Regions from separate parts of the Homo sapiens genome. Here region 1 is linked to region 2. A link is an interaction called in ENCODE POLR2A ChIA-PET data of the cell type or tissue named here. Cell type or tissue: Panc1. All regions are shown on one strand. Links, peaks and the distances in the headings refer to the core of each region. The heading gives the core; the rest is flanking DNA.

Evidence for each region. Peaks named below come from ENCODE experiments on the same cell type or tissue, not always from the same donor. Only the 100,000 strongest peaks of a DNase experiment are listed, where the experiment ranks them.
Region 1: POLR2A ChIA-PET joins it to region 2 with 5 read pairs; 3 of 35 experiments call an interaction of 5 or more read pairs at or near these places.

The regions. Positions count from the first base shown.
Region 1 is chr1:44,890,316-44,901,245 of GRCh38, forward strand. EIF2B3 (eukaryotic translation initiation factor 2B subunit gamma) reads right to left here. Exons shown (of 12, transcript NM_020365.5): 6 at 7,040-7,129. Among named protein-coding and RNA genes, the nearest start is that of PTCH2, 53 kb to the left of the region's middle. RefSeq lists a silencer at 1-29. In Panc1, for the core only: no CTCF peak of the experiment used is centred there; a DNase peak (open chromatin) is centred at 4,446.
Region 2 is chr1:44,656,395-44,667,324 of GRCh38, forward strand. It overlaps TMEM53 (transmembrane protein 53), which reads right to left. Exons shown (of 3, transcript NM_024587.4): 2 at 3,780-3,901. Among named protein-coding and RNA genes, the nearest start is that of SNORD145, 9.2 kb to the right of the region's middle. RefSeq lists an enhancer at 8,496-8,575. In Panc1, for the core only: no CTCF peak of the experiment used is centred there; no DNase peak of the experiment used is centred there.

The sequences.
Region 1 (10,930 bases), core at 2,711-6,710, 230 kb after region 2:
AAATGAAAAATCTTACAACTACTGGATCTTCTTCTGTCTGTCTGTGTAGTTTATACATATGTTATGTGTGTGATGCTTATGTAAAAGCTCTAATTAATTGGCATAAAGAAAAATAAGCACTTAAATAAAATATTTTGAAAAAAATAAAAACTGTAATGCCTTTTAGTTCACGTAACTTTAGTAATCTTTGGGAAATAAAAAATGTTAAAGATTATTGGTAAAATAAAGACATTTGGTCTAAATTAGGCAGGTCAGATATTAGGTTTGCTAAATGCCTTAAGGTCATAAACTGCTTTGACTTTCGAAAATTCCTTCCAAAGCATATATGTTTTTTTTCCCCAAGGTATAGGCTCTGGGTCTGGGGGGTTGCAGTGTGGAGATCTACCTGTCTTGCACCCACCCAAGACCACGACTCTGTCTATAAGTTGCCCTAATAAATCATCCAAAACTGTCAAACTAGATTTGTCTGCCTTCTTCTTTGGTTTCTCAGCTCCTTCTGCATTTGGGGGTTGCTTTGTGATAAATGGCCCTTTCACAAAACAGCCTGACTTCTTCTTCCACTCCTCACATATAATCAATCACCAAGCACTGCTGATTCTATCCCCTAAATCTCTGTCAAGACTTTCAACTTCTCTTCATCTTTACTGCCACTGCCTGGTCCAGACTACTGTCATCATTTGCCTGGATTCCTGTACCTGCTTTTAATTGGTCTCTCTCCCTCTAGTTTTATCCACAAAATCTATCCTTCATACGGTAGATGGGAAAAAAAAGAGACTTTTTTTAAATTTTTAAATTTTTTTAAAGATGGTCTCATTCTGTCACCCAGGCTGCTGGAGTGCAGTGGTGTTATCATGGCTCACTGCAGCTTTGACCTCCTGGGCTCAAGTAATCCTCCCACCTCAGCCTCCTAAGTAGCTGGGACTACAGGCATGTGCCACCATGCTAATTTTTTTATTTTTAAATTTGTTGTAGAGATGAGGTCTCCCTAAGTTGCCCAGGCTGGTCGTGAACTCCTGGGTTCCAGTGATCCTCCTGCCTACCTCCAAGTAATCCTTCCTGCTTCAGCCTCCCAAAGTGCTGGGAATACAGGCATGAGCCACCGCACCCAGCTGACAGAATATTTCTGAAGTACAATCTGATCATGTCTCTTCTTCCTTCAATCCATCCTCTATTTTGTAGACACAGTGATTTTTCTAAAGTACAAATCTCATCCCATCTCCTTACACTTATTTAATGCTCAGGATAGTGATTACTTTTGTGTATGTGGTGGGGTAGGGGGATAGAATGAGGGGAGTTTCTGGAATTCTGGCAATGTTCTGTTTCTTAACCTGAATATAGTACTCATAAGGTATGTTCACTTTGTGAAAATTTATCAAGTCATAACACCCTTCTCAAATATGATCTCTGCTTGGAAGCCTTTTATAACATTTGTAGGCTTCTATGCTCTCACAGTAAAGACAGTTATATGTACTGCTTTTTGATCATGTGTGAGGAGGTATCATGTCTGAGGTACTATGCTAGGAAAATAATACAGATCATTTCAAGTTCTTATAGCAATGCTTATGATAGGTATTACTATTCTTATTTTATGTTTTGTAATTTTTGTAGAGATGGCATCTTGCTATGTTGCCTAGGCTGGTCTGGAACTCCTGAGTTCAGCCCATCCTCCCACTTTAGCCTCCCAAAATGCTGGGATTACAGGCGTGAGCTATTGCACCTGGCCCCTATTTTATAAAGAAGGAAATCAAGGCTTAGAGAGGTTAACTATCTTGCCTAGGGTTAATACAACTTTTATAACTGATAGAATTGAAAGTCACTCCACATCTGTCCTATAGTCCATGGCTCTTTCCACTATACCATATTAACTAGCATCTTGTGCTTAGTTCAACCAAAGCACTTTCCACAGGATTTAGAATTCTCTGCTTGCTGTCTCTTTACCCATAAACACACAGATTTTTGGATACAGAAGGTAGAGCTTTCTTGGCTGGGCCTGGTAGCTCACACTTGTAATCCCAGCTCTTTGGGAGGCCTAGGTGGGAGGATCTCTTGAGCCGAGGAGTTTGAGACCAGCCTGGGCAACATATTGAGACCCCATCTCTACAAAAAATAAGAAAATTAGCCAGTCATGGTGGTGAGTGCCTGTAGTCCCAGTTACTCGGGAGGCTGAGGAGGGAGGATCACTTAAGCCCAGGAGGTGGAGGCTGCAGTGAGCTGTTATCACACCACTGCACTCCACTCCAGCCTGGCGAAAGAGCAAGATCCTGTCTCTTAAAAAAAAAAAGTAAAGCTTTCCTAATTTGGAAATGTAATGAATTCTAAATACGTTTCTCTATTACTAATATTACTAATATTTCTAGAAGTCCCAGAGATAAAAATGAATGCAACTAGGAAGTTCAAAGGAGACTACCTTGATTTAATCTTGGCAGCACCTGCATCTTCAGATATCAGTATGCAGCCACCCAATAACAGCCCTGTTGAGAAGGTGTGTAAGTCACATACTCTTAGCTTAATTTTGTTGTTATTGAAGTAAAGGACACATTGTGCAATCTCTAGGACATCTAAGGATATGTAAGGAAACCAAGTACAGCCAAATCAATGGATGCCTGAACTGAACAGTAAGAAACCAAGACTACTACTGCCAGCCTCTCACAGCACTATCTGGTCCCTCATCTCTGCTTATCTCCACTCTGCTGTCTTGTGCTTACTCGTGGCTTTCTAGCTATTCTACACTTTCATCTTTTTTAATTTTTAACTTTCTTTTAGAGACAGGGTCTCTTTCTGTCTACCAGGCTGGAGTGCAGTGGTGCCATCATATATAGCTCACTGTAGCATCAACCTCATGGGCTCAAGTGGTCCTCCTGCCTCAGCCTCCTGAGTAGGTGAGACTAGAGGTATATGCCATCATGCCCAGCTAACATAACTTCATTTTGTATGTGGCTTTAATTATTACCTTGATTCTGACCTTGCCATGGCTGCCTATCCCCAACTCTTGACTTCACTTTGTGGGTCCTATCCTTATTTCTCTGTATCCTGACATAGCTGAGGCAAGGAAGTTGTGACTGCTCTGTTACTCTTTCAAGTGCAAATCATGTGCATGTGCATATAAGCATGTTGGCAACAGAGATATCCGACATCTGTGGTGGATGTTGCTGGCAATCAATTAAACAGTGATGGATTTTGTTGAGGCTGTGGCTGCATGATATTGAGCAAATGACTTTTGAGCATTATCTTCCTCTATAATATGAGTATAATACCTAATGAGAGAACTATTGTAAGAAATGAATATATGTGAAAAGCACCCAGCACAGTGCCTGGTACACAGTAGGTGGTTAAATTTTCTTCTTTCCTCTCTCTTCCTGCTCTGAAGGTCCAACCCCAAGACTGTAAGTACTGCATGGCAATATCAGATTCTAACACTATAAGAGGCTGACTGTAACCGTGGATACTTCTGGACAAGAAGGAAGTAATCAGCCTCAATTCTCCCTGTTAAGGAGACTAATCTTTAAGTCTCTTAAAGAGAGAAAGATAAATGGGGCTGGTGGGGGTGGGGAGCGGGGGAGGTTCTATACTAAAAGGAAATCAAGACTAATCCTGGTATACATTGCCTGGTATATATTGCCCATGGCTTTAGCTCACAAAGCTGGCATATTGGCATATTGCTTGAGTCCTTCATAGGGCCAGTGACAATCTAGGGCCCTGACTCAGGTCTAGGAGCAGCTCCTACTAAGGCAAGCAAAGAGCTGGGCCAATACCTGGGCTTCTAGATCTCCTAAGAGATCAGCTTCTTTAGGCTTAAACCAGCTGACATTATAAAACAGGGAGGAACACTCAGTTATCAAGAGGAATCACAGTCACAATACTCAGACTAAGATCTGCTTTGGCCCTGGACACAGAATCCAACACATTTTGAATTAAAATGTTCAAGAGATTCTGTGGAACATTCATCTATCATACTACACTCAGAAGTGGATAAAAAACTTGTAAAATGTGTACAGTTACTAAATTCTCATCAAAGAGAGTACAGATTTTCTTCTCTCTGCAGCTCTCCCTGTAGCTTTTCTGCTTGGTCAACTGTAGAAACCCACCTCTCTTCTTCCACTATTAATGTATTAATACTAAACTGCTTCTGTTATCTGTCACTACATCTCCTTTCCCTCATTCACCAAGTATATAATGAATGCCTTACAAATCCAGGTAGATATCCATTCTCAAAGAATTTGAGTGGAAAATGTTAACATGTAAACAAATAACAAAACCTAAGTGTGACTTTATTGAAAACATGATGCTTTTCTACATAAATAACACAGGGTAGAATATGTTAACTCTCAGAGGTAAAATATAACAAAGGATTGCTACAACAGTCCTTTCTTGAAGCTGTGTCTCCTAGGTTTACTCTTTCCTTTCCATTCCTAAAGGAGTCATCATCTGATGACCAGATGATTATAAGTGCCTCCTACTTATCTTGAAGAAATCTCTTTCCCATGCAGAATGGTTTATGTTCACTTGCCAGGTTGTATCATTGCTCATTTCCTGTAAGACTATTCTGTTTAAAGATCTGTAACTCCCTGCTCAGCTTTCAAGACCTTCTACATGCTGCTACCTACCACCAACCAATTCAATCCCATCTCCCACAACCTTTCAAAGACCTTCACTATTCCAGCCAGGAGTAAAGACTGTCCCTCAAGTAACATTCTAATTTGCCCTGCTGTGCCTTTTTACTTTTTCCAATATATTGAAATATATCAATTTTCAATATATGCTCTTTGATTGTAGCGACTCTGAGAGGTCAAGGTAGATGCGGGGAGGAAAGAGATAAGGGTCTCCTAAACAGATCTTGAGGTGGGGAAACAGTATGTGCTGAGGCTCTGTATCATTCTCTACTGCAGCAGGTTCTGGGAAAGTCCCATTTGGCAGAGCTTCTGGCCAGGACCTATAGCCATATCACAAACTTCAGGCTTGTCCTCAAGGTACACACACCATTGTGTTACACTTGCCAGGTGTGGGAATAACTAACTGGTAGTGGCCAAATGAACTACAAATAAGCTATAACAACCAGGATGAGATGACTAGGTTTGCTGTAAAACTGCCTGCATATACAGACACCAAAAGCCACAATCCTCTTTGATAGTATTAAGAAAGCACTGTCAGTTTTTTGAAGGTGTGATAATGATATTAAGGTATTTATTTAAAAAAAGCCTCTCTCTCTCTCTCTCTATATATATATATGTACATATACATAAAATATATATCTATTTTAAATATCCTTATCCTGGAAGCGTCCTTATATTTTAACTATACATGCTGAAATATATTTACAGATGAAATTATATCAAAATATTTACAGATGAAATTATATCAAAATGCCTTGCTTTAAAACAATTTAGGGTAATGGGGGGAGAGAAACGGTGGCATATATAAAACAAAATTGACAATGAGTTGATAATTGTTGAAACTGTGTGATGGATACATGGGAGTTCATTATTTTCTTTACTTTTGCATTTATGTGAAATTTTCCATAGTAAATCATTTTTTAAAAAGTCATCCTTTCTAACACAGTTGTGTTCTCTTCTGCCTATCAAGGCCTAGGCTCATTTCATATGGCTTCATTTTTATTTGGGAGTGAAAAATAAACCCTTCAATGGCCAAGAGTTAATTTCATTTTTGGAATACAAACAGCTTAGACTGGTCACTGAGAAATAGCTCTTGGATCACCCTCTAAATCTTGGCAACAAGTTACCCTGCTATCTAAAAAGCAAGGTCTCCACATTCCACCATGAGCTTAGGCTGTAATTTCCATGAGGGCAGGGCCATATCTGTTTATTTATCATTGATCCCATGGTTGATCTAGCACAATGCCTGGCTCATAATGGGTGCTTAATAAGTATGTGTAGATGGAATGAAAACATTTTTCAGAGGTCAGAAGGGAGCAGGGCAACTGTGTCCTTGGTAGGGGAAACAGAGCTATAACAATCCTTGGGAAAGCTTTCTAAAAGTCCAAATGATTTGTTTTACCATTGGCTCTACATGGGCCTCTCCACAGGAACTTAGCAAGTGTTGTGGGGGGGTGACAGGTAGGACACTGCAAGAAAGATCATACTGGGCAGGGGAGCAATCCTCCTTCCTCTTAATATTCCGATATATATTCAAGTCCATCAGCCAAAGGCAGAGCTAGCATTTAAACTCAGGTTCTCAAATTCTTTTCTCCAGATGGTCGGAGATACCTCTTGCTACTGTGGTATCTGTTCACCTAGATAAGTTTCCGCCTTGGATAGCACTGGTGAACTTTCCAAACTTATCCAGCAGTCATCAAGGGAAGCTAGCTGCTCCTATTCTTAACCATGCAGTTATTAAATCTTTTTCCACCTGTTCCTTTGAGGACTGTAGCTGCTTTTCTTATAAAAAATCCTTGAGATCAACTGCAAAAGGGGTTTTCTCTTTGAAAACTCAAGTCCGGTGATCTGCCAGACACAATCTCTGGAAACTATTTAAGTCCTACAATTCTGTTCTAAAACAAACAAACAAAAAAATCAGAAAATGTGCCAAATTTTGTTTCTCTGCACTCACTGAAGTGGGCTTCTTTTCTAAAATTGGGGGGAAACTTGCTCTCCTTTTTCTCTTCTATGGTTAAGTCTGTAGCCCTTTGCTAAGAGGGCCCATCTACAGGATAACTGCCTAGGAGAACATGTAATTAGAGACAAACAGCATAAGGGCTGTGGAGCTCACTCCTGTCAAAGGAGGGAAGAAGAGCCTGGAACTGGGCAGAAAGAGGCATCATGGGTTACCGTTAAGTGTTACAAAATATTTTGCTGATTTATTATAACACACGCTGCAAAAATATAAGCAGGGGACTCTGTGGTACAGATAAAACAACACTATATTGATGACATAATTTCATTTCTAAAACAAAAATGAGAACTAACTGTGCTATTGTGCTAATTTTAGAAACTGGTTATCTAAATTATGAAGGTTTAAAATTTAAGGAATTCACAAAGTAGCTTGTTAAGTACTGTAGGTTTGACTCTACCACCCTTTTTCTTACCCATTTTCCATTAGGAAATCCACGATGTATTTTTTCAAACAGTAGAGGTGGGCATCCACAAGACCCGTGTGGAAACGTATTCTAGGATGCCTGCAAAAAAATAAAAAATAAAAGAAAGAAAGAAGAGGCTCACAATCAGGTAACATGGTCTCCATTCTATTATCAGGTAGTAGGCACTGGTAAGTTTATGAGGGTCAGAGGCATGCTGCCTACATCTCTTTCTGGGGAGACCAGGACAGTGGACCCCAGCCCTGACTCTACCACATAAAAGGTGTTTTCCCTAGAAACCCTATGGCATACTTTCTGAGGCTTTTACGATTCTAAAGAAATCTGGTGAGACATCATATCACTGATAATCTACCTTCTTCTATTTGATCGTTAACTTTTTTTTTTTTTTTTTTTGAGACAGTCTTGCTTTGTTGCCTAGGCTGGAGTGCAGTGGCGTGATCTCGGCTCACTGCAAGCTCCGTCTCCCAGGCTCAAGCAATTCTTGTGCCTCAGCCTACCGAGTAGCTGAAACTATAGTTGTACACCACCATGCCCAGCTAATTTTTGTATTTTAGTAGAGATGGGGTTTCACCATGTTGGCCAGGCTGGTCTCGAACTCCTGGTCTCAAGTGATCCACCCACCTCAGCCTCCCAGAGTGGTTGGATTACAGGTGTGAGCCACCACACCTGGCCTCTATTATAAATTCCTACACACAATTCTTATAACAAACATTTTCCTGCTTCTACCCTAATTATCCTATTTTCCTCAGACCATGCCATGCTTTCTTTTGCCTCCACAATTTGGTATGTATTCTCCATCTTCACAGAAGATGGAGTAAAATTCTATGAATAATCCTAACTTGCTACTCTTATTTATTCCTCAGGACTCACCCCAGGATACACTTCCTCTAGGAATCCTTCACTGACAACAGTGAAGTTTGTGCTCCCACAAAACTTGGTATCTACCTCTATTGGATAACTTAACATATAGTAAAGAAATAGACTATTTACTTGTCTCTCTCTCTCCCACTAGACTGAAATTCAGTAGAGCAGAGATTTATCTTCACATCCTTAGCACTTAGCATTGTGCCTGACACAGAGTAAATGTCCAATAAATAGTTGTTGAATAAACAAATAAATGAATAAATGAGGTCAAATTAAGGCATCTGCCTAGGTGTAAAAAATGCCATGCTTGTAATGTTTGAGGTCATTCTATTTAATAAAAATAAATACACAGGGAAGGGGAGTATGGTTAAAAAAAAAAAAGAAGATTCCAGTCATAGATGCCTGGTTGTCTTCTAACTCTGTGTTGCTTGGCTTCGACTGCCTTGTAGGTTTTTATGTTTACTTTTAGAGACAGGGTCTTGCTCTGACTGGAGATAGCCACTTGCCTAGGCTGGAGTGCAGTGGCACAATGATTGCTCACTGTAGCCTCTACCTCCTGGGCTCAAGTGATCCTCCTGCCTCAGCCTCCTGTAGCTGGCACTGCAGGCATGCATCACTACAGCTGGCTAATTTTTTTTATTTTTGGTAGAGACAAGGTCTCGCTATGTTGCCCAGGCTGGTCTTGAACTCCTGAGCTCAAGCAATCCCCCTACCTCAGCCTCCCAAGCAGCTAGGACCACAGGAGCAAGCTGCCACACCTGGCTAATTTTGTATTTTTGTATGGGGCTTCACCATGTTGCCTAGGCTAATCTTGAACTCCCAGCCTCAAGCGATACTTGTATCTTGCCCTCTAAAAGTGCTGGGATTACAGGCATGAGCCACTGCATTCAGCCTATGTCTTAAACAAAACAAAACAAAATGAAACAAAACAAACAGCTTTATGGAAGTGTCATTTACATACCATAAAATTCACCTGTTTTAGACATACAATTTAATGATTTTTAGAAAATGTACAGAGCTATAAAACTATCACCACAATCCAGTTACAGAACATTTCTTTTACTCAAATAAGATCTCACATGACTGTTTATAATCAAACATTCCCCTTTCCATCTGATTAAAGAGCTTCTGCACAGCAAAAGAAACTACTGTTCTGTAAACAGACAACCTACAGAAATGGGAGGAAATATTCTCAAACTATGCAAATGACAAAGGTGTAATATCAAGCATCTATAAAGAACTTAAATCAACAAGCAAAAAACAACCCCATTAAAGGGTGGGCAAAGGACATAAACAGACACTTCTCAAAAGAAGACATACAGGCAGACAACAAACACATGAAGAAATGCTCAATATCACTAATCATCAGAGAAATATGAATCAAAGCCACAATGAGATACCACCTCATGCCAGTCAGAATGGCTACTATTAAAAAGTCAAACAACAACAACAACAACAGATGCCGGTGAGACTGTGGAGAAAAAGAAATGTTTATATACTGTTGGTGGGAATGTAAACTAGTTCAGCCACTGTGGAAAGCAGTTTGGAGATATTTCAAAGAACTAAAACTAGAACTACCTCTCAACCAGCAATCCATTACTGGGTATATATCCAAAGGAAAAGAAATTGTTCTACCAAAAAGACAAGTGTACTTGCATGTTCATCACAGTACTAGTCACAATAGCAAAGACATGGATTCAACCTAGGTGCCCATCAACAGTGGACTGGATAAAGAAAATGTAGTGCAATATATATCATGAAATACTATGCAGCTATAAAAAAGAACAAAATCATGTCCTTTGCAGCAACATGGATGCAGCTGGAGGCCACTATCCTAAGCAAAGTAATGTAGAAACAGAAAACCAGATATTACATGGTCTCACTTATAAGTGGGAGCTAAACACTGAATACACATGGACATTAAGATGGGAACAAAAGTCTGGGAACAGTGGCTCACACCTGTAATCCCAGCACTTTGGGAAGCCAAGGTGGGTGGATCACTTGAGGTTAGGAGTTTGAGAACAGTCTGGCCAACGCAGTGAAACCCCATCTCTACTAACAATACAAAAATTAGCTGGGTGTGCTGGCGGATACCTGTAATCCCAGCTACTCAGGAGGGTGAGGCAGGATAATTGCTTGCACCCGGGAGGTAGAGGTTGCAGTTAGCTGATAACATGCCACTGCACTCCAGCCTGGGCAACAGAGCGAGAATCATCTCAAAAAAAAAAAAAAAAAAAAAAAGGGAACAACAGACAACAAGGATACACAACCAGGGGGAGGGAGGAGAGCAAGAGTTGAAAAAATACCTGTTTTGTTCTATGCTCACTACCTGGGTGATGGGTTCAATCGCACCCAAATCTCACCATCACACAATATACCATGTAACATACTTGCACATCTAAATAACAGTTGAAATAATAATTTAAAAAAAACCAATCCCCTTTCTTATCACATCTCAGGCAATCATTAATCTGCCTCCTGTCTCTATAGATTTATAGATTTGCTTTTTCTGTCACTTAAAAAAAACTGCAGCCATTCTAATGGGTGTGAAGCAGTATCATCAAAGTTTTGGTCTGCATTTCCCTATGACATGATGTTGAGGATCTTTTCATGTGCTTGTTAGCCATTTGTGTATTTTCTTTGGTGAAATGTTCATTCAAGTCTTTTGCCTATTTTGAAATTAGGCTGTTAGTGATTTTTTTGAGTTGGAAGAGTTCTTATCTTTTCATTTCCTTATTTTCTTTCTTTTCTCAGAGACAGGGTTTCGCTCCATCACCCAGGCATGATCAAAACTGCAGCCTAGAACTCCTGGGCTCAAGTGATCCTAATGCCTCAGTTTCCCAAAGAGGTGGGACTACAGGTTCGTGCCATGCCTGGCTAATTGAAAAAAAAATTTTTTTTTTTTGAGACGGAGTTTTGCTCTTGTTGCCCAGGCTGGAGTGGAATGGCGTGATCTCGGCTCACTGCAACCCCTGCCTCCCAGGTTTAAGCAATTCTCCTGCCTCAGCCTCCATAGGA
Region 2 (10,930 bases), core at 2,928-6,927:
AGTAGTTAAATGACCCATGGCTAAACAGGGATGGTCAGCAGAGGTACCTTGCCATCAGCCGCCTGACCTCCTAGCCCTGGAGTGCCTAAGCATCCCTCCCAAGACTCTGAAGAGGAGGCTGCTTAAGGCCACCCACATTCTCCCAAATGCTCAAATCTGACAGAGGCCTTTCAGTCCCCACTGTATGTTTCTCCCTGGCAGCATCTGGAATCACACACTCCTAGAAATATTATCTTGCAGCCCAGTCTCTTCAATAAGCCAGTAACATGAAAAAAGGGGCTGTTCTATAGCCTGGACGACATAGGGAGACCCCATCTCTAAAAAAGAAAAAAAAAATGGTTGGGCACAGTGGCTCACACCTGTAATCCCAACACTTTGGGAGGCTGAGGTGGGCAGATGACGAAGTCAGGAGTTCGAGACCAGCCTCACCAACATGATGAAACCCCGTCTCTACTAAAAATACACAAATTAGCCAGGCGTAGTGGCACATGCCTCTAATCCCAGACACCTGGGAGTCTGAGGCAGCAGAATTGCTTGAACCCAGGAGGCAGAGGTTGCAGTGAGCCGGGATCACGCCATTGCACTCCAGCCTGGGCGACAGAGCAAGACTCTCTCTCAAAAAAAAAAAAAGAACAACAACAAAAAAAATACTAGCTTGGCGTGGTGGTGCATGCCTGCAGTCCCAGCTACTCGGGAGGCTGGAGGCAGAATGATTGCTTGAGCCCAAGAGTTGAGGCTGCAGTGAGCTATGATTGCACCACTGCACTCCAGCCTGGGTGACAGAGTGAGACCTTGAATCTAAAATCAGGTGGGGAGGGGAAGAGTTCTGGATTTAAAAGAGCCTTAAGAAGAAACAAAATAACTAGATGCAATGTGTGATCTTAGATTGGATCCTGTTTGGGGCACATCCGCTGTAAAGGATGCTTTAGGGACAATTAGGGAATCTGAATATGGACTGGAAACTAAATGAGATCAAACAAGAAGGTGGAGATCATGATCTGAAAAAAGCAGGATACAAAGCAGTAGATTCAATAGGTCTCATGTAGGTAAAGAGAAGATATACCCCCCCAAAAAGCTGGAAGGATATACACTAAGTGTAAATAGAGGTCATCTCTAGGTGCTAGAATATGGTGTTTTTGTTTTGTTTTGCTTGTTTTGTTTGAGACAGGGTCTCACTCTATCACCCAGGCTGGAGTGTAGTGGCACGATCACAGCTCACTGCAGCCTCAACTTTCCAGGCTCAGGTGATCCTCCCACCTCAGACTCCCAAGTAGCTAAGACTACAGACACGCACCACCGTGCCTGGCTAATTGTTTCAATTTTTTTTGTGGAGATCAGGTTTCACCATGCTGTTTAGGCCGGTCTCAAACTCCTAGGCTCAAGTGATCCTCCTTTCTGAGCCTCCCAAAGTGCTGGGATTACAGGCATGAGCCACAGCATCCACCTTGTTTTCTTTTAAATAATAAAATATTAGAGTTTTGGGTTGGACTTTTTTTTTTTCTCTACATTCATCCTGTCCTCCCTATTGGAAAGTCTTCCTTTCCAAGACTACCCCTCCCCCAACCCTGCAACCTCAACACCTCTGCCTTCTCTGGGATCTTACTCCATCTACTTTCTCCCTCATGCCTTCTGCCCAAGTAGCATCTTTACCCCTGCCCTGTACAACGGCCCATTTCCCAAAGACTCTGCAGATTCTGCCACACCTTCCTGGGTTTTCATATCCATCTCTGGCCACTCCTCCTTTCCTTGTAGGACCCTCTTCATCTTCCACTCCATTAAGTTTGGGTTCCTCAGGACTGTCCTAGGCCCTCTTCTGTCCCTCTACACACTCCCTGGGGGATCTCATCCACTCCAGAGCCTATGGATTCTCTTCTAGTGTTCCGGTCTCAAAAAACACACCCCCCTCTACCCAGGAGGTGCCCAGCCAGAAACCTGGCATTACCCTGGGAACCTCCCTATCCCTGTGCCCATGCCCAATCTCTCATTAAACTACCATTCTACCTCCTGACAAACTCCTCAATCCATCACCTTACCTCTACCGACACCCCCAACTCCAAGGTCCTGACTACCCTCTATCCCTGGATCATGGCAAGCCCCTCTAAACTCACTTCTGGCTTCCTGCCCCACCCCTCCAATCTCCCCGCTACTCTGCAGCAAGGAACTTTGTTTATTTTGAGACAGGGTCTCACTTTGTTGCCCAGGCTAGAGTGCAGTGGTGCGACTTCGGCTCACTGCAACCTCCACCTCCCAGGTTCAAGCGATCCCTACCACCTCAGCCTCCCTGGTAGCTGGGACTACAGGTGTGCGCCACCATGCCTGGCTAATTTTTGTATTTTTAGTAGAGATGGGGTTTCACCATGTTGGCCAGGCTGGTCTTGAACTCCTGACCTCAAGTGATCTGCCCGCCTCAGCCTTCCAAAGTGCTGGGATTATAGACATGAGTCACTGCGCCAGGCCAAAAGGGACTTTCTGATTCACGAATCTAACATCACATCCCTGCTTAAATACCCTGAGGACCCCCTCCAAGCCCCACCTCTTGCCGGGTACCTGTCCCTTCATTCTTCATCCCAGCCATACTTGACTATTCCTGGTCCCCCTGCCTGCCCTCAAGGATCTCAGGCTAATGAAGAAGCCAGACAAGCCGAGCCCAGTGAGCAGAACTCGCAGCTGAAACTGCCCGCAGTGAGGCTGTCTGTAAAAAGCAACACCAGAGCCCCAGCCTCGGAGGTCGGGGAGAGACTTCAAGCTCAGAACTACATTTTCCCCCAGTCTCTCTCCCATTCCAGGGCCACCACACACCTCAGTCAGGCGGGATGTGGACGTGGGTGAGTGGAGGGATGCTGAGGGAAAGGGGGCTCAGCTGGCCTTTCTCCCAGGTGCCCCCCCACTGCTCAGTCCAAGGCTTCCAGCTGGCAGTTGGAGCTGTCTGTATGGGTACCCCTGCAGGAGGCTGTTTGGGGGAGAGATCTGGGCTGAGGAGGGGAAGGTGGAGCTGGAGGCCCAAGATGTGAGAGAGGCTTCCAAAATATAACCAGGTCCTGCTAAGGCCCTCTGCAGTTACCACAGTCTCTATATCCAACCTTGGTTGGATGAGAAGAAGCGTGAATCTCTTTTCCAAGAGGCCCTACTAGTCTGGGAATGTGAAAGGTGCCATGGGCAGTCATAAGACAGAAACTCACCTGGTGGGAAAGGAGGAGGTCCTGGGAGTACAAGCTATGTCCAGACACCCAGCCCTGGCTCCTGCTGCCCGCAGAGGCACTGGCCAGTTAATAGGGACTGGAGCCTGGGCTGACTCTACAACTGTAGGGCACATCAAGGGTGGGCTGCCCATTGTGGAATGCAGGGAGGAAGGAAGGGGAAGCCATCAGGAGACCAAAGGGGTCACGCCAGGCCACAGAGCTGGCAGCCAAGTGGGGATAATCCCACCAAGTCCCTATAACCCCATGGCCTTCCTCACAGGCTTTTTTTTTTTTTTTTTTTTTTGAGACGGAATCTCACCCTGTCACCCAGGCTGGAGTGCAATGGCACAATCTCTGCTCATGCAACCTCCACCTCCTGGGCTCAAGCGATTCTCCTGCCTCAGCCTCCCAAGTAGCTGGGATTACAGGCACGTGCCACCAGGCCGGCTAATTTTTGTATTTTTAGTAGAGACAGGGTTTGACCATGTTGGCCAGGCTGGTCTCGAACTCTAGAGGCTGTTCTTAAAGCCATTCCCAGTCCTGCCTCAAAGGTGGTCAGCCCTCACGGCAGCCCAGGGGAGAGGGCACCAGAGTACTCACCCTTTTGTGGTAGATGGCACTGTACTTGGCAAGGTTCTTGTCCTTGCAGCCACCCCAGCCCAAGAGAATCACCACAGGCTGCCGAGTTTCTGCCTCCTTCCCACCTGGGCTGGGGCTGTTCTCTGAAACACAGATGTGGACTGTCAACACCAGAGCTGGGGTGGGGGCGGGGGTGACTGCCCAATCCAGAGTCAGCAGCACTCCGGCTGCTGCAGGCAGGGAACAACGGGTGCCAGGCCCAGGCATCCTGCCAGCACGCATGCACCAGTTCCCACCCCGTGCTGCTCCAGCTGCCTTTCTGCAGGAGGCACCATGGGGTCACCGGACAAACCAACACAAGGGCACCTTTCTTTAGAGACTCGAAGACAGCCCAAGTGAGGAAAGTAAATACCTTGTCCACGCCCTTTCCTCTTCTGATCCAGGGCTCAGCGAACTACAACCCCGGGGCCAAACTGAGCCCACTGCCTATTTTTGTATGGCCTGCGAGCTAAACTAATTTTCACATTTTTAAATGGTTAAAAAAAAAATCGGCTGGGCGCGGTGGCTCACGCCTGTAATCCCAGCACTTTGGGAGGCCGAGGCGGACGGATCGTGAGGTCAGGAGATTGAGACCATCCTGGCTAAGACAAAAAAATACAAAAAAAAAAAAATTAGCCGTGCGTGGTGGCAGGTGCCTGTAGTCCCAGCTACTCAGGAGGCCAAGGCAGGAGAATGGCATGAACCTGGGAGGCGGAGCTTGCCGTGAGCCGAGATTGAGCCACTGCACTCCAGCCTGGGCAACAGAGTGAGACTCTGTCTCAAAAAAAAAAAAAAAATCAAAAGAATATTTTGTGACACGTGAAAATTATATGGAATTTAAATTTCATTGTCCACAAATAAACTTTTATTGGAACATGCCACACTTATCATTTACTTAGGGTCTATGGCTACTTTTACACTAAGAACAGCAGAGTAGAGTAGTTACAACAAGATCGAGCGACTCACAAAGCCTAAAATATTGACTGGCCCTTTACAGAAAAAGTTTGCCAGCCCCTGTTCTAATTCCATGAGCAGATGGAAGAAGAGGGTCTTTTCTGAGATGGAGTCTTGCTCTGTCACCCAGGCTGGAGGGCAGTGGCACGATCTCAGCTCAGGGCAACCTCCATCTCCCGGGTTCAAGCAATTCTCCTGCCTCGGCCTACTGAGTGGCTGGGATTATAGGCACCCACCACCATGTGCAGCTTTCTTTTTCTTTTTTTTTTTTTAAGAGTAAAAAAGGGGGTTTGCCATGTTGGCCAGGCTGGTCTCGAACTCCTGACCTCAAGTGATCTGCCCACCTCAGCCTCCCGGGAACAAGAAAGTCTTAAAAGGAGAAATGGATAGGACAGTGCAGGCAGGGACATGAGGCTGACTCTGGCCCATACCAAGCCACCTACCCTGTCCTGCCAGAGAATAGCCTATATTTATTGAGGTTTAACCCTTATAACAATACTCTAAGGCAGGTCCTCTTATTACAGATGAAGAAACTGAGGCAGAGTGAGGTTAAGGTACTTGTCTAAGCAAAGTGTAGGGCTGGGAATCTGGCCCCTGCTCCCCACCCTAAACTACTCCAGCACCATCTGTGCTGCCACCCCATCCACAGCTGGTGATATGCTAAGAGGCACAAACCAGCCGCCACCACCACCAGGGCTGCCTTTGAGGAAGCCTCCCTGCAACCTTGTCAAACAGACCTCATCTCATTTCCCCTGCAAAGTGAATACCCGCCCCCTCAGGGGGACTTCTGTACAAGGACCGTCTGTAGCCAGTTAATCTGCCCTCCCAAAAGGGCCGGCATGCACCCTTCCAAGGACCAAGCCACTTGGCTATGCTCAGCTGCCACCCTGAAATTTATGGATGCCGGTGGTGACCTGGCAACAGTAAATTTCAAGGCTAGTTAAGAGGATGGTAAATATAAATCACTAACCTTTGGACAAAAGGAAGACAACAATTTCCTGTGGAAATTAATGTGATTGAAAAGTTCAATGTTCCTGCTCTCTAGTGGTGGTGACTCTGGCCTTCGGAGATTAACTGCCCGCACCGGTGGGGGTCCCAGGCCTGGCTGCAACTCAGCCTGGAGCAGAAGCTGCCAAAGCCTCAGTCCCCTGCTGACACCTGCCAGCCCTCCCGGCCTCCACAGGTGCTGGCTCGGCCTCTGATAAGGGAGACAGTCCCACAGGTCTATCTCAAGCAGCTCCAAATATTCTCACCACTTTTCTCAGCCTAGTGTCCCCATCTTCTGCCAGATGGCTCTTCACCTGCACTGGCCTTTCTGGTGGAGAGGCCCTGGGCCTCAGTGGGGCCCCAGGCCAACCTTGCTGGGTCTGACTCTGCCCACGAGGCTCAGGCTGCGGCGGCCTCATGGAGGGTAATCAGCAGCTACCGTTTGAACCTGCTTTTGCATCTTCGAGACCCAGCAACTCAATTTCCAAGACCCTGTTCTGGGAGGCTCCCTTACCTCTGCAGCTGTCTGAGAACAGGCTCCCCCTCCCCTGCCTACAGGGTTGCCCCCATGTGCCACCACCGAGACACCAGCAAAGGGCTTTGGGATTTATCGCAAATACAGAGAAAGCAACCAAGGGAGGTCACATCCCCTGGCAGCCACGGGATGTCAAGGCCAGCCCCCACCAGCAGAGATGGTGCACTCCCAATTGCCAGAGGTTCAAACAGCTGCTGCTGGGCCTCCCAACTGCCCCTCCTCCTGAGGCTGGGATTTGTAACTCCGTTTTGCTGGCAACCTTGGCTTTACCAACTCAGGCAGGAATGACTCTTCACCCTCCATGAAGGCGAAGAAACCCTCAGAATTCTGGCACCCTGGAGAGACTGCCTACTCCCATAGCCCAAGCTTTCTGTAATATTCTTTATTGATTTCTTTATTTTTGGAGATAGGGTCTCGCTCTGTTGCCCAAGCTGGAGTGCAGTGGCACAATCACAGCTCACTGCAGCCTCAACCTCCTTGGGCTCAAGCGATCCTTCTACCTCTGACTTCTGAGTAGTTGGGACCACAGGCACGTGCCACCATGGCCCGGCTCATTTAAAAACACTTTTGTTGTTGTTGTTGTTGTTGTTTGAGAAGGAGTTTCACTTTTTCGCCCAGGCTGGAGTGAAGTGGCGCGATCTTGGCTCACTGCAACCTCCGCCCCCTGGGTTCAAGAGATTCCCCTGCCTCAGCCTCCTGAGTAGCTGGGACTATAGGTGCCCACCACCACACCTGGCTAATTTTTGTATTTTCAGTAGAGATGGGGTTTCACCATGTTGACCAGGCTGGTGTCGAACTCCTGAGCTCAGGCAATCCACCCGCCTCAGCCTCCCAAAGTGCTAGATTACAGGCGTGAGCCACCGCACCTGGCCAAAAGTCATTGCTATGGCTATTGTTATTCATTGCCACATCAGGATCATGATTCTTCCACCCTCTTGTACAAACTCCTCCCCTTTTCTTACTTATTCCACTGGCCGTATCACCCTCTCCCCTTCCTGCTGCTGACATCTGCAGGCCTCTGGCAGCTAACTTTGAGGCACTGAAAACTTTGGCCCCTGGCTGGATCTCCCACTCTATTCAGACTTACCAGAACCCTGTACAAGCAATCAAATATACCTTGTTCCTAAACCACTAAAAACTTCTCCAGCAAAAAGTGCTAACACACACAGCATGATGTGTCAGGCACTATTGTAAGCATTTTACATATCAACTCATTTATTATTCACAACACACCTGTAATCCCAGCACTTTGGGAGGCCAAAGCAGGCAGATCACTTGAGCCCAAGAGTTCAAGACCAGGTTAGGCAACATGGCGAAACCTCATCTCTATAAAAATTAGTTGGGCAAGGTGGCACACGCCTGTAGTCCCAGCTCCTCAGGGTGCTGAGGCAGGAGGATAGCTTAAGCCCAGGAGATCAAGGCTGCAGTGAGCCATGATCATGCCACTGTACTCCAGCCTGGGTGACAGAATGAGACCTTATTATAAAAAAAAAAAAAAAAAAGCCAGGTGTGGTAGCTCACGCATGTAATCCCAGCAATTTGGGAGGCCAAGACAAGCTGATCACCTGAGGTCAGGAGTTCAAGACCAGCCTGACCAACATGGAGAAACCTCATCTCTACTAAAAATACAAAAATCAGCCGGACGTGGTGGCACATGCCTGTAATCCCAGCTACTCAGGAGGCTGAGGCAGGAGAATCGCTTGAACCTGGTGGTGGGGAGGTTGCGGTGAGCCGAGATCGCGCCATTGCACTCCAGCCTGGGCAACAAGAGCGAAACTCCATCTCAAAAAAAAAAAAAAAAATTGCAATACTCTTATGAGCAAGAATTCTCATTTTACAGACGAAAACCTGAGGCACATACGAAACGGCTTGCTCAGGGTTACATAACTAACAAGCAGTGAAGCTGAAATCCAAACCCAGCTGGTCTAACTCTAAAGACCAGCTTGTATCCGCTATCCTAGCCAGCCCTGTAGATAACAAAACCATCTCCATCACCTCAGCTCCAAACCTGTATACATGGCTGCCTCCTGTACATCAAGAGACCCCATAAATGACCTCATCTACCTGCTTCTCCCAGCCAGAACTTCAATATATGCTGCCTCATTTGGTCTTGCAACCATCCTAGGAGTTAGCTACTATTACTATCCCCATTTTACATAAGAGAAAACTAAAACACAGAGAGGGGAAGTCCCTTTCCCCCAAGAACACACAGCCAGGAAGCAGCAGAGCCAGCGCCCACTATCCGGACCAGCGTGCTCTACCGCCTCCACCACCGCGACCTTGCACTTGCTCTCTGCTCTCCAGCCCACGATGCTGATGCTCCGTGTTCATGCTTTGCTAATGCCCATTCCACCTATAGAATCAGCTCACTACTTACTTCCAGGAAGCCTTCCTTGACGCCCTCCCCAACCCCTTCTCACCACCCCCCACCCCAAACCATCAGACTGAGTGAGGTGCCCCTCCTCTGTACTGCCACAGCACCCACCACCACACCACTGCACTTAACACACACTATACTGACATCATCAGGAACAGGTAGGAGGCTACTGTAAAATTCAAGGCAAGAGATGGTGAAGGCCTGAACCAGAGCAGTGGAGAGACAGATAGGGAGGGGTAGAAATGACAGGAAGAAAACGGTCACAAGAATTCTGGAACATGTATCAAAAGTCTCAAAAACATGCAATCTTTGCCGGGCGCAGTGGCACAAGCCTATAATCCCAGTATTTTGGAAGGCCGAGGCAGGTAGATCACTTGAGGTCAGGAGTTGGGGACCAGCCTGACCAACATGGTGAAACCCCGTCTCTACTAAATACAAAAAATTAGCTGGGCACGGTGGTGGGGGCCTGTAATCCCAGCTACTTGGGAGGCTGAGGCAGAGAATCACTTGAACCCAGGAGGCGGAGGTTGCAGTAAGCAGAGATTGCACCATTGCACTCCAGCCAGGGCAACAAGAGCGAAACTCCATCTCAAAAAAAAAAAAAAAACATGCAATCTTTGACTTGGTAATTCCACTTATAAGAAAGAAAAACGTTAAATCATGGAGAAATATTCAATAATACATTAAGCAGATCATAGACATAAATGTAAGAGCTGAAACTACAAAACTGTTAGACGAGAACATATGAGTAAATCTTTGGATTAAGTAGCAGTTTCATAGACATGCCACCAAAAGTACAAGGAACAAACAAACAAAAGAGATAAATTGAGACTTCATCAAAATAAAAACTTTTTATTTCAAAGGACATAATCCAAAAAAAGTGAAAAAAAGAAAAACCCCACAGCATGGAGAAAATATTTGCAAATCATGTATCTGATAAGGGAGTAATATCCAGAATACAGAGAAAACTCCTAAAACTCAACAGCAAAAAGTAAACCCAACTCAAAAATTGGCAAAGGACCTGAATATATTAAGCAGGTCTTTCTCCAAAGAAGATTTACAAATGGCCAATAAGCACATAAAAACATGCTCAACATCATAGCCATTAGGGAAATCAAAATCAAAGCCACTATGAGGTATCTCTTTATACCCAGGATGGCTATAATTAAAAAGTCAGATAATAAACAAGTGTTGGTTGTGGATGAAACCAGGACCCTCATACACTGCTGGTGGAAATGCATAATGGTGCAGCCACTTTGGAAAACAGTATGGCAGATCCTCAAAAAAATTAAATGTAGAGTTACCACATGATCCCACAATTTCACTACTAGGGATACATCCAGGAGAGCTAAAAATATACATCCACATGAAAACTTGCCCATGAATGTTCATTGCAGTCATAATAACCAAAAGGTGGAAACATACCTCCTATCATCTGTGAACAGATAAGCAAAATGTGATACATCCATACAATTAAATACCATTCAGTCATAAAAAGGAATGAAGTACTAATACACGTGATAGCATGGATGAACCTTGAAAACATCATTCTAAGTGAAATAAGTCAGATACAAAGGGGCACATATTATATGACTTCATTTATATAAAATATCAAGAATAGGCAAATCCACAGAGAATGAAAGATTAGTGGTTGCCAAGGGCTGGGGGGAGGAGGGAATGGAGAGTGACTACTAACAGGAATGGGGTTTCTTTTTCAGATGATGAAAATGTTTTGGAATTAGATGGCAGTGATATTCTTACAATTCTGTGAATATACCAAAAGCCAGTGAATTGTACTTTTTTTTTTTGTTTTGTTTTGAGACAGGGCCTCACTCTGTCACCCAGGCTGGAATGCAGTAGTGAGATCATGGCTTACTACAGTCTCAACCTCCCAGGCTCAAGCGATCCTCCCATCACAGCCTCCTGAGTGCTAAGACTACAGGCACATGGTACCACACCTGGCTAATTTTTTATTTTTTGTAGAGACAGGGTCTCACTATGTTGCCCAGGCTGGTCTTGAACTCCTGGGCTCAAGCAATCCTCCCACCTTAGCCTCCCAAAGTACTGGGATTACAGGCATGAGCCACCGCGCCTGGCCAGAAGTACATTTTTAAAGGGTGGATTTTATGGTATGTGAATTATTTCTCAATAATGTTATTATTTTTAAAAATAATAGTAATACATTAAGTGAAAACACAAGTTATAAAGCAATATCATAACAGAATACCCATATACACACACATACTACACAAACGCACACTTTTTTTGTTGTTTTTTTTT